Regions from separate parts of the Homo sapiens genome. Here region 2 is linked to region 1. Evidence: chromatin contacts called from ENCODE POLR2A ChIA-PET data. All regions are on one chromosome and are shown on one strand. The core of a region is the stretch at or near the end of the contact, and the rest is flanking DNA. Distances in the headings are between cores, read along the strand shown.

Evidence for each region. ChIA-PET counts read pairs that join two places held with the same protein, here RNA polymerase II (POLR2A).
Region 2: POLR2A ChIA-PET joins it to region 1 with 14 read pairs in PC-9. The contact joins two enhancer-like sites. POLR2A ChIA-PET finds 5 or more read pairs at or near these places in 3 of 52 experiments (MCF 10A, PC-9 and naive thymus-derived CD8-positive, alpha-beta T cell).

Annotation. Positions count from the first base shown.
Region 1 is chr6:21,803,970-21,810,429 of GRCh38, reverse strand. All of the region lies in intron 4 of CASC15 (cancer susceptibility 15), which reads right to left. Among named protein-coding and RNA genes, the nearest start is that of CASC15, 140 kb to the right of the region's middle. Within about 2 kb of position 2,214, at least 17 of the 41 ENCODE cell types and tissues checked have a DNase peak (open chromatin) inside an H3K27ac peak, as active enhancers do.
Region 2 is chr6:22,039,847-22,046,322 of GRCh38, reverse strand. All of the region lies in intron 7 of CASC15 (cancer susceptibility 15), which reads right to left. Among named protein-coding and RNA genes, the nearest start is that of NBAT1, 100 kb to the left of the region's middle. Within about 2 kb of position 3,387, at least 10 of the 41 ENCODE cell types and tissues checked have a DNase peak (open chromatin) inside an H3K27ac peak, as active enhancers do.

The DNA.
Region 1 (6,460 bases), core at 965-3,464:
CAGCACTTCGGGAGGCCAAGGCGGGTGGATCACTTGAGGTCAGGAGTTTGAGACCAGCCTGGCCAATATGGTGAAATCCTGTCTGTACTAAAAATACAAAAATTAGCCGGGTGTGGTGGTGGGCACCTGTAATCCCAGCTACTCAGGAGGCTGAGGCAGGAGAATCACTTGAACCCAGGAGGCAGAGGCTGCAGTGAGCTGAGATCGCACCACTGCACTCCAGCCTGGGTGACAGAGCAAGATTCTGTCCCCCAAAAAATTAAAAATAAAAGTAACTGTTCATAATCCATATTCAACTACTATAAACTCTCTGGCATGGTTCCTTCTAAACACTCGACAGTGTACTTTTGCATAGATAATATTGCACATGCAGTCTTGTATTTTCCTTTTACATTTTCAAATGTAAATTAAATTTAAATTTAAATGTAAAACACTGCCTAAACAGTTGTAATGTTGAATATTATTTTCTCATGCACTTTCATGTATATAATTATTTCTCCATTAGATGATAGGAATGTTGCCTCCCCCCATTTAAAAATCTTTTTGTATATAGATTTCATGTGTCAATGATAAAAGAACAGAAATAGGTAAATCTTTTGTGATATACAAGATGTACATTACTAAAAAAGAAATGTGAAATATAAAAATGGGACCCAATCATTTCAGTAAGTTTTATTACTAATATTAATCATGTTAATAGATAATTAACGTTAACTTTGACCCTTTAAATTCTGTGTTTTATATTCTCATGGATCCCAGACTGCATCATGCCTTTAATAGTGCTCTTTAGAGAGAATGATTTTTCTTTCTAAAACACATCTAAGTATGCTTTGTTGAGTAGTTTCACTGTAAAAGCAAATACAAGTGGGAGGATAAAAAGAAAAACAATTTCAAAGGAAGGAAGGAGAGAAGGAAGAGAAAAGAAAGGAGGAAGAAATTTCGTTAACCATATTCTAAGGCCTATACCACCATTAGTAAACTGTAGATATATTTTAATTCATTTCTCATACTTCTCCTTGAAAAGCATATCTTCCCATGTTAAGCGGAACAAGAACTCAAGTTCAGATTTAATAGAGTGCAGAGGGGAAGGCTGAGAGTGGGTGCAAGAGTTCACGAAAAAAGCTGGAGAGAGGATGGAGGGCCAAGCATCCAGTTTATGAGAGAGGAAAGGGGCTGCAGGATCACGCTCCTTTTGTAACATCCCCCTGCGTTTCTGGTCCTCAACTCCAAGTCTGCAGGGTGCGACCAGCCCCAGAGCCAGCAGAGCTGAGATAGACACCCCTCCTGGTTTAGCTCTGCTGCGCACACCATCCCAAGACCTGTGGGGTCAGGCCATGCGGGCAGCTCAGCAGCCACAAGGTCATGGCTGGGTTTGGCATGAAATGCTCACACTCGGAGTGAAAATAGGCCTCTGAAGAAGGATGAAGCAACAGCCAAGAAAGAACCACTTTGCAAACAGACTTCCGAGGAGAATGAGCCTCTTGAAATCCTCTGTGCAAAAGTTCACACCATAAAACAGCTGCTGCTTAATGTCTCCGGCTTCTAATGAGCCCCGAGCTCCCGGTTTGCACAGAACTTCCTGGCGAATGGTGTCCAAGGTCCTTTGCTCTTCCCCGCGCCGTTCAATCCCGTAAGTGCTCTTGGTCAAAAACTAGGTCATAAACTTATCCACTGAGAAGCGTTTACTGTTGTTTCAAATGGCGTATTCTGTTCAAGAGGTTATGATAACAAAAGAAGAGCAGCAAACAGGCTTTCAAGTTGGGGCATGTGGTTGCCAGGTTAAAAAACTGGCTCCTTACCTTATCTTAGTTCAGCTCTTTTAGATTCAAACTACTGGACTCTGGCCATTTTCTGGACTGATACAAATCATTTCTAGAATGACTAGATCAAATTTTATTTACTCTGTTTCCAGCTTTGAACTAACAGTTCCAAGCCAAAAAAAAAAAAAAAAGTTGCTGTTTCAGAAAGTATTGGCAAGATTCTCCCACTACCAAAGTTTACAGCATGGTTATACCCTGCCCCAGGAAGAAGGATGTGGCGGGATGGGGGTAAGGGAGGGAGAGAAATGGAGGAGGGCAGCTGTTTGTTCAATAAACTGCAGCAGAAAACCGCCCACATCCCATACTGTTTCTTCCACACCCCCAGCAGAGAAGCAGGAGGTGGCAGCATGAGAAGTCATTCCTCCAAGGCGAATCGTGCTGGCTGGCTGGCTTTCTGCACTCCCACATAACTGACCACGGTCCTTTCTGATTCACCCATGGAGCACAAGGACAGAAGCCAAAGGGTTTGTCTCTGCTTCCTGGGATGTTGATTCCTGCCCTGATGGAGCCCAGGAGATTTACGCCTCCTCCCCACCCATCCTCACCCTCACGTCCAACTACCCCACCCTCCTTCCCCAGTGTTTCTGAGCTCTAAGGCACACAGGGCTGCATTACAAAAGTACTCAACTAAAAGGTGTATATTTTGCATCCCACACCTTCCAAGAATATGCTGAAACTCCTCTCCACAAAAAGACACAGCTGTGGTCAACAGTCCCTAGGCTCCCCAAAACAGCATGTCCTCCACACTCAGCAACCAGGCCTCTGCTTTCTCTTCTGGAGTGGGAAGGAAGGAAAGGAATATGAGAAGGCAGGGTAGAAGAGCTGTAGCCCACCCCTACTCAGCCGGCTGGAAAGCTCCAATTTGTTAACCTAGAAAACCCTGGGGCATTGCAATCAAAGAGTGGCTCCACCCAAGCAAATAACTCGGATTATTTTTTTCCCTACTAGTGGGCAAGAAGAGAAAAGGGAAAATAAGGACAAATGTGTTCAAAACAGAAATACTGCATAACACTAACTTGGCTTTGGGCAAGGACCAGATTATAGGCCCAACACCTCCATTTCTGTCCAAGTGGAAAGAGAAACTACAGGGTGCAACCTTAATCCAGCTGCATGAACTCTGTTGCCCAGAGACTCTGCCAGCCCAAGAAGATCAACATAACCCCAAATTGCTCCTCAGTCCCCAGCTGGCCTTTTTTTTTTTAGACAGTTTCACTCTTGTTGCCCAGGCTGGTGTGCAATGGCATGATCTTGGCTTATTGCAACCTCCACCTCCCAGAATCCCAGATTCAAGCTATTCTCCAGCCTCAGCCTCCCAAATAGCTGGGATTACAGGCATGCACCACCATGCCCAGATAATTTTGTATTTTTAGTAGAGATGGGGTTTCACCATGTTGGTCAGTCTGGTCTCGAACTCCTGACCTCAGGTGATCCGCCTGCCTTGGCCTCCCAAAGTGCTGGGATTACAGGTGTGAACTAGGCATGTGGCCTAGTTCTTCAGGGTTTTTAAAGTTCTTTTTGGTAAACTGATTCTTTGTAATATACTGGTCTTAATTATAATTACCGTGGAAAGATCATTTAGCTTCAAAACTCAATGTGAGGTGGTTCTGTGTTAGAGTAGACTCTGCATGTGCATGAATTTTTCTCCTAAAAAGCCTCTCAACCCTTTCTCAAATGACTAAACTGTGACCAAAGAATGGGAACTGATATTGATGTCACAGTTCGGTTAATTGTTAAAAATAAATAAATCCAGGTTTTAGGTAATAAAACCTAAGACCAATAATTCATCTAAGACCAATGCTACAACATGTTGTCCTTTGCCAACTCTAAACGGGAAATACAAGCTGGCACAAGATGGGCACTAATCAAAGTCCTTACGTATCTCTAAACACAGGTTCAATATGACCTAACTCACATTAATTGCCTTGAAGGCTCATCTGAATTCCATGATTTAAATTTAAAAAAAAAAAAAAAAGTTGAATTGTTTTGAAAGGCGTAGAATGCCAAAAGTTGTTTACAGTTTTCGTCAGGTAAAAAGATATAACTGGCCAGGCGTGGTGGCTCACGCCTGTAATCCCACCACTTTGGGAGGCTGAGGCAGGTGGATCATCTGAGGTCAGGAGTTCAAGATCAGCCTGTCCAATATGATGAAACCCCATCTCTACTAAAAATACAAGAATTAGCTGGACGTGGTGGCATGCTCCTATCATCCCAGCTACTCAGGAGGCTGAAACAGGAGAATCACTTGAACCCAGGAGACAGAGGTTGCAGTGAGCCGAGATTGCACCACTGCACTCCAGGTGCAACTCCTGAGCAACAAGAGTGAAACTCCATCTAAAAAAAAGTTTTTTTAAAAAGGCCGGGCACAGTGGCTCACGCCTGTAATCCCAGCACTCTGGGAGGCCAAGGCGGGCGGATCACCCAAGGTTGAGAGTTCGCGACCAGCCTGACCAACATGTAGAAACCCCGTCTCTACTAAAAAATACAAAATTAGCCGGGCGTGGTGGCGTATGCCTGTAATCCCAGCTACTCGGGAGGCTGAGGCAGGAGAATCGCTTGAACCCGGGAGGCAGAGGTTTCAGTGAGCTGAGAACGTGCCATTACACTCCAGCCTGGGCAACAAGAGCGAAACTCCGTCTAAAAAAATTATATAAATATATATATATATATATAACATAGCCATCGTTAGTATAAAAATTGTACTTTTTATTTTAATTTTTTTCAGACTGAGTTTCACTCTTATTGCCCAGGCTGGAGTGCAATGGCACGATCTCGGCTCACTGCAACCTCCGCCTCCCGGGTTATAGCAATTCTCCTGCCTCAGCCTCCCGAGTAGCTGGGATTACAGGTATGTGCCACTACGCCAGGCTAATTTTGTATTTTTAGTAGAGACAGGGTTTCTCCATGTTGGTCAGGCTGGTCTCGAACTCCCGACCTCGGGTGATCTGCCCGTCTCGGCCTCCCAAAGTGCTGGGATTGTAGGCGTGAGCCACCGCGCCTGGCCAAAAATTGTACTTTTTTTGTTGGGGGACAGAGTCTCACTCTGTCTCCCGGGCTAGAGGACAGTAGCGCGATCTCAGGTCACTGCAAGCTCCACCTCTAACCAAGTTGTGGGAAACAGGAAATGTATTGACATTAATTGCCTTGTAGGCCCATCTGAATTCTTTGAGATTCCTCTCTTCCCCTCCCTGCTCTTGGCTTGCTCAGTGTTCTTTTACCTCCATCGTCACTGTGTAAGGAATTATTGGCAACTAGGCAAGAATGTCTATGAGCCTAATTTGAACTCTGCTGTCTTTCCGCAAAGAAACCAGAATCTGAAACTCTTACATCTCAGTGAGCCCCCAGAACAACCAGGAAAAATGAACTCCCAAAGGGGGAAAAATACCCATAGATTCAAAAAGAGATGAGTATACGGTGTGTTTCCAGGTCTAGCTCCACATGGCCTTTATACGCCAAGTACCACGGGATTAATGCTTGGAATGCTCAACATTGGTTATGCATAGGATTAGATTTATAAATATAAATGAGTAATACTTTCAGCTTATCTTTTCTAAAAAGTACTGACATAGCTGTAACAGCCTTAGCCACCAATAAGAAACTGCCTGTTAAAGTGAATATTCTTGCTAGTTTAAAATAGTAGCTCACTCTGCCTGACAAAACCATTTACAACATCTATAATATCTACGTATTCAAACTGCCACAATCATATAATTCATCAACTGAGAATTACCACATATTCTACCAGCATGCGGAGAACCTTTTAAGTATCTGGAAGGACCTAATGAAATGTACATCCTAACCCCAGAAAAGATGTAACTTCTTCTATGAACAATGTTCCACTCAAAATACTTTGAGAGGGGCTGGGCACAGTGGCTCACGCCTGTAATCCCAGCACTTTGGGAGGCTGAGGCAGGGGGGATCAACTGAGGTTAGGAGTTCGAGACCAGGCTGGCCAACACAGTGAAACTCCATCTTTACTAAAAATACAAACATATTAGCCAGGCGTGGTGGCACGTATCTGTAATCCCAGCTACTTGGGACGCTGAGGCAGGAGAATCACTTGAACCTGGCAAGTGGAGGCTGCAGTGAGCTGAGGTTGTACCACTGCACTCCAGCCTGGATGACAAGAGCAAAACTCTGTCTCAAAAAAAACAAAACAAACAAACAAACAAAAAACAACTTTGGAAGGGAAAAATAAAATGAAACACAAGTTCTACAGACACAAAGTTAAATGTGATCATTCAAGGTCCACCCGGCACATGTTCCTTGTATGTGCCATGCTTTTGGTTGGCCATGGCTCACAGTTATCTAAGAATTTACTATATTCAAATGTAGTTTTATGTTTGCCCAAAAAGTACAGCTACGTGTTTTCACTTTCCAGATATACGGCTGTCCTCCACTCCCTTGGGCTTCTCACATGACGAACTTGAAAATAAGTTTCTATGAGACCAACTTGTCCACATCTCTGGGCCTGTTCAGTCAGAGACAGATGTGTAGTGCTCTACAAGAATGGCTACCAAGGCCGGGCGCGGTGGCTCACGCCTGTAATCCCAGCACTTTAGGAGGCCGAGGTGAGCAGATCACCTGAGGTCAGGAGTTCAAGACCAGCCTGGCCAATATAGTGAAACCTCATCTCTACTAAA
Region 2 (6,476 bases), core at 2,138-4,637, 230 kb before region 1:
CTTTTGGGTCTCTGGAGAGAAAAACCAATAAGGAAATAAATAACCAATTTATTTCCAACAAATTGGTTGGAAATAAAACAAATATAGGCTTAGCATACATTTGGCAGGGTTGGGGAGGGGGTGGTGGGCAAGGAAAGTCTAATAGTCTTCTCTTTCTTGGTTCTGGAGCTAAGAGTATCAAATCTCCAGTGGGAAAGTCAAACCTACTTTCCAGTCAAATAATGAAGCCTTCCATGTTAACCCCTACACAAGAGGTGCAAAGAGAATGTATACAGGGATCCTTTTATGGATGTTCTGGAAAGACAACACCTGTTCTTTGGGCCCTAGTGCCTTTGGTTACACCCAGGTTTTAAGGGGATGAATATAAATCATTTTGGAAGATTAAAAGAAACCCAAAAATTATAATATTCTTTTGCCTCCCAAGAGAAACAATCTTCAGATAATTGGGATTTGATGAGAGTGGTGGAGCTATGCAAATCTTATGCCATTATGAGCATGCAATAATTCAGACTGTTAAAATTACGAAGCAATCCCTTTGCTGTGTGATTCAGAAGGCTCGGCTCCCTACCTTCAGATTAAAATGAAGACTGAAAGACTAAACTTCAACTATGTCTGAATGTCTGTGGGCTGTTTTCCCCACAACTAACAACATTATTTAAACTCCCAACTTTTAAACTGCTAAAACCATGGAAACATTAATAATGGCCCTCCTTCATTAAACCTCAACTTCCCCTCCCACTTGTACTTTTGACCAATTTATTCACTTCAAAGCAAGCAACAGCATCCTGTTCAGTTACTCAGTAGGACCTCTGTACCTTCACCCAACACCTTACACCAAAAGAACACCAAAACCCACAAAAAAAGTCATGATCTCTACACTCCTCCTAGTCTATTGAAGGCAATTATGTAACCTCAAAGTTTTTGCTTTTATTTTTTATTTTTTCAGTTGCCATGGGAAAGACTGTTTGGGCAGCTCCATCTGCACAGGGTAATTACTGGCCTCCCAAAACGCACTCACTCTCACACACACACACACACACATACACACACACACACACACACACACAAAACCTGCAATGATATAAAGAAAAGGTAAACATAATTTTAAACATTTTCAAAGAGGCCAAGAAGGCATTAAACAATCAATATATTACTTTGCTACTGGCAGAAATAAACAAAACAGCCATTTACTGTCAAGAAAACAGCATTTTCAGAGCTGAAGTAGTAATAATAGCAATTAATATTTCCTCAGAATTTAATATTTGTCAGGTACTGTGGACTAAGTATTTTACACAGATTATCTTAATAATCTCCATAAATATAAATCTACAATTCCCATTTTTACAGAAAATAAATGAGGTTAAGAGAGGCTGAGTCACTTGCACAGGGCTGATTAGTAGTGGAGCCAGGATTCAAACCCAAAGCCCACAGTCTTGGTGCTCTCACTGTGCCTCATGGTGCCTGCCTGCCCACAGCCTGTGTTATCATCACAGCTCGCTTCTGGTCTGGTCTAATGACCTGTTGAAGGAACTCAAATGATCACTCATCTCATCTACTGAAACTAAGAATAATTCAAAATATTTTGGGGTGTCAAAATGCATATGGCCAGCCTGAGCTGAGAACCTGTCTCTACAAAAAAAATAGATTTAAAAAATTAGCCAGGCACAGTATTGCATGCCTGTAGTCCCAGCTACTCAAGAAACTGAAGTGGGAGGATCACTTGAGCAGCTGGGAGATCAAGGCTGCAGTGAGCCATGATTGCACTGCTGTACTTCAGCATTCCAACGTGGGCGACAGAAAGAGACCCTGTCTTAAAAAAAAAAAAAAAGAAAAAAAATGCATTTGACCACAGGCTGCACCAGTAACAATGATCTTATTTCAGTATCTACGGTACAATATAAGTATGCATATGTGACATTCAAATACTGTGGCCTTTTCCATTTTCTTAATCAGTTTCAATTTCTCAGTGTTAACTCCTTAATTTAACACTTATCGATAAAAATGCTATCTGCTAATGTGTATTGTAACATTAATTTTGAGTTTTAGGAGATTTGTGAGTGTGGGGTAAGGAGAAGAGCTATTCAGCTCTCATCTATTTTATTTTATTTTATTTTATTTTATTTTATTTTATTATTCCCAAGAGAAGAAATATTTTTACTTTGGCTTCTTCATGAATTTAGGTAATTACTGAGATTCTTGCCATCTTTATATGCTGGATTTGATTCCCTGTGGTGGAAAATGCATACAGTTCCCAAAGAAATCTATGTTAATAGTATAGAGTTCAAATATTAAAAGAGATTAAGTGGTATCAGAAGCAAAGCCTTGGACCAGGCCACCAATCTCAATGGGTAGATCATTTAACAAGCCAACACATGCTAATAGAATCTTCTAAAGGGCTGGACACCTCTCACAAGGTCCCCCTACCCACCTTGACTCTGTTTATCAAGGGAGGAATCCCGACAGCATGGAGCCCCCAGGCCTCCCCTCCTCCATCAGCACAGCATGCCCGCAGTCACAAGCTGCCTGCGAGTTTGGTAAGACTCTGGCTCCAATCCCTTGGCCTCATCTGACCCGTCTTTCTGCCGTATCACTTATCTCCTGGAAAGGAACATGTTTCCAAGCTTCTTCCACATCAGCAGTAGGAAAGGAATTTGCAGTCTTTGAGTATTAAGTGACCTGGGTAGAAAAAAGTCTTAGAAGGGAGGTGAGACGGAGGGGTGGGGAAGTACAATGAGATACTTTTACTTTGCCAAATTCCCATCCCTTTTTGGCCGTAGGCAATGCCAGAAGAGAAAGCCAAAAGGAGGTAGGAGGGTAAGTGGAAACAGCTCCTCCTCTTCCCTTGCACTTCCTGGCTGGATATCTGTAAACATCTCTCTACCACCCTTCCCCAAGCAGGGAGCCTGGATATACACACACTTGCCTAACTGCTGGAGCCACACCATCCACATTAGCTACCTCTCTAAATCCCTGAGAAGCAGGTCAGGCACAGTGGCCAGGGTGGGGACAAGGTGGATCCACAGAAGGCCACCTGATGACCTTTCCATTAACAACCAGAGCTCTTGGTGCTGCCTCCCAGAGATGAGTAGGGGAGGTGTCTAGACAAAGAAGAAAATAAAAATGTTTTCTTCCTTCCCTTCCCTCAGTCATACTTTACATCTTCCTCTGGGCACTGCAGTAAAAAGAAGCAAGGAGGTGCACCTGGCCGGAGAGCAATCTCCAGGAAGCTAGATGAGCCATCCTGTGTGTGGGAATGAAAGGCAGACCAGAACAGAAAGCAGTGAGGTTGTGATTCCAAAATCCCAGCTCCCAAACCTGTGGCCAGAGCAGAGCCTGTAATTAAATGTGAACTTGCCAGTGGCTCTCTTAATACATGAGGCAAAAAGTTAATGTCTGATGGACTGGGGCCCATGCCAAACTCCAGCTCAGTTGCCTCCCCACAGGGGACTAGTTCAAAGAAATGAGATCTAGTGGTAGTGAACAAGCCAAGTAAGTTGCAGGGAGGCCCCAGCTCACAGGTCTGCCTTTGGACCCCCTCCTCTGGGCTTCCCTAATACTCTATGCACAGCTCCTCCCCAGGTACTCACAGCCATCATTCATCCTTTATTGATCTGTCCTGTCCATGAAGCAAAGTGGAGGGCTGCCCTTTTCTGGACTTTACGTGCTTGGTACCAAATACACTAGGTCTGCACTGTCTAATACAGTGGTCACTAGACACATGTGGCTCTTGAGTCCTTGAAATGTGATCAGTCCAAACTGAGATGTATCTCAAGTTTAAAACAGTGGATTTCACAGACTTACTATGAAAAATACAGTTAAATAGCTCATTAATTTTTATATTAATTAAATATTGAAATAATATTTTGGATATATTAGGTTAAATAAAGTGTGTTATTAAAATCAATTTCACCTAATTCTCTTCATTTTTTTTTTTTTAGCATGGCTACACATGTGGCTTATATTATATGTCTATTAGACAGTATTGTTCTGGGTATTCCATGAGGGAGGGAGGGAGGAAGGAAGGAAGCAAGGAAGGAAGAAGGAGGGGGAAGGAGAGGGAGGGAGGAAGGGAGGGGGGCGGGCAGGTGGGCAGGCAAGAGAGAGAAAGAGAGTGGGGAGAGGGATGAAGAAGGAACACCAAGAGAAAGAGAAAGTTGACTGGAGATCAGTATAAATGCTTTTAAATCAACATATAACAGAAATGGTTTTAAAGAAGTGAGGTTATTTTCAGAAATAATTTTTGTATCTGGAACTACATTTCATTCTGAATCATTTGCTGTGAGAAAATGCTTACTAATCATCCAGGACTCCTAAAGGATGAGAGAGCAACAGACTGTCGGCCAGGCCACATCACAGAGGCCAAACTGAATCTTCAGTCCTGTGGTAAAGACTCGGGAGAGCAGAAGGGAATTGTCACTTGGAGATAAAACAATGAATCTGGAAACCCCACAGTTTTCCAAACTTCTCTTTATCCTAAATGTAACAATTCCCTCAGTTCAGCTGATTAAATATATTCTTTAAAACTGTTTTTAAAAATGCACAACCTTCCACCAAACATTTAAAGAAGTAAGCCAGGCGCAGTGGCTCACACCTATAATCCCAGCACTTTGGGAAACTGAGGCAGGTGGATCACCTGAGGTCAGGTGTTTAAGACCAGCCTGGCCAACATGATGAAACCCTGTCTCTACTAAAAAAAATACAAAAAATAGCTGGGCATGGTGGCACATGCCTGTAATCCCAGCTACTTGGGAGGCTGAGGCAGGAGAATCACTTGAACCTGAGAGGCAGAGGTTGCAATGAGCTGAGATTGCACCATTGCACTCCAGCCTGGACAACAAGAGTGAAACTCCGTCTCAAAAAATAAAAATAAAAATAAAGAATTAACACCAATCTTTCTCAAACTCTTTCAAAATACTGAAGAAGATAAAACACGTTTTGTTTGTTTGTTTGTTTTTTGAGACTGAGTCTTACTCTGTTGCCCAGGCTGGAGTACAGTGGCGCAATCTTGGCTCACTGCAGCTTCTGCCTCCTGGGTTCGAGTGATTCTCCTGCCTCAGTAGCTGGGACTACCAATACACACCACCATGCCCAGCTGATTTTTGTATTTTTAGTAGAGATGGGGTTTCACCATGTTGGCCAGGCTGGTCTTGAACTCCTGACCTCAGGTGATCCATCCACCTCAGCCTTCCAAAGTCCTGGGATTACAGGCATGAGCCACTGCACCCGGCTGATAAAACACTTTTTAATTCATTCTATGAGGCCAGTATTACCGTGATAGCAAAGCCAGAAAAAGAAAGAAAACTATAGACCAATATCCCTTATAAACACTGATGTAAAAACTGTCAACAAAATACTAGCCATCTGAGTTCAGCAGAATATTAAAAGAATTATACACCACAACCAAATGAGATTTAGTCCCGAAATGCAAGGATGGTTTAACATAGAAAAATTGATATAATATATAATGTTAACAGAATGAAAGACTAAAACCACATGATCATCTCAATGTGGTTGATTCAGAAAAAGGACTTGACAAAATTCAATACCCTTTCATGTTGAAAATACTCAACATACTAGAAAGAAATCTACCTCAATATAATAAAATCCATATATGAAAAAACCCATAGCCAACATCATAATGGTGAAAGACTAAAAGCATTTACTCTAAGATCAGAAATAAGGCAAGGATGCCTGCTTTCACCACTTCTATTCAACATGGTACAAGAAGCTCTAGCCAGAGCAATTAGGCAAGAAAACGAAATAAAGGCCATCCAAATTGGAAAGGAAAAATAAAACTATTTCTGTTTGCAAATGATCTGATCTTATCTCCGAAAGATCCCCCGATCCCGCACTCAAAAAATTGTTAGAGATAATAAATTCAATAAAGTAGCAGGATACAAAGCCAACATATAAAAGTAAGTTGCATTTATATATACTAACAATGAACAATCTGAAAAGGAAATTACAAAAATGGTTCCATTTATAATAGCATCAAAAACAATGAAATACTTAGGAATTAATCAAGGAGTTAAGAGACTTGTACAATAAAAACTTTCTGAAAGAAATTTAAAAAGACATAAATACATAAAAACACATACCATGTTCATGAATTAGAAAACTTCATACCGTTAAGATATAAATACCACCCAAAGCAATCTGTAGATTCAATGCAATCTCTATCAAAATCCCAATGACAATTTTTGCAGAAATAGAAAAATCCATTCGAAAATCCATAGGGACTCTCAAAGGACCCTGAATAGCCAAAAACAATCTTGAAAAAGAACAAAGCTGAAGGATTCACACTTCCTGACTTCAAAACTTACTACAAAGCTACAGTGATCAAAACATGGTGATACTAGCATAAAGACAGAGAGATGCACCAGCAGAACAGAAAACCCAGAAATAAAACCTCACATATATGGTCAAATGATTTTTGACAAGGATGCCGAGACCACTCAATGGGAAGGGGCAACATT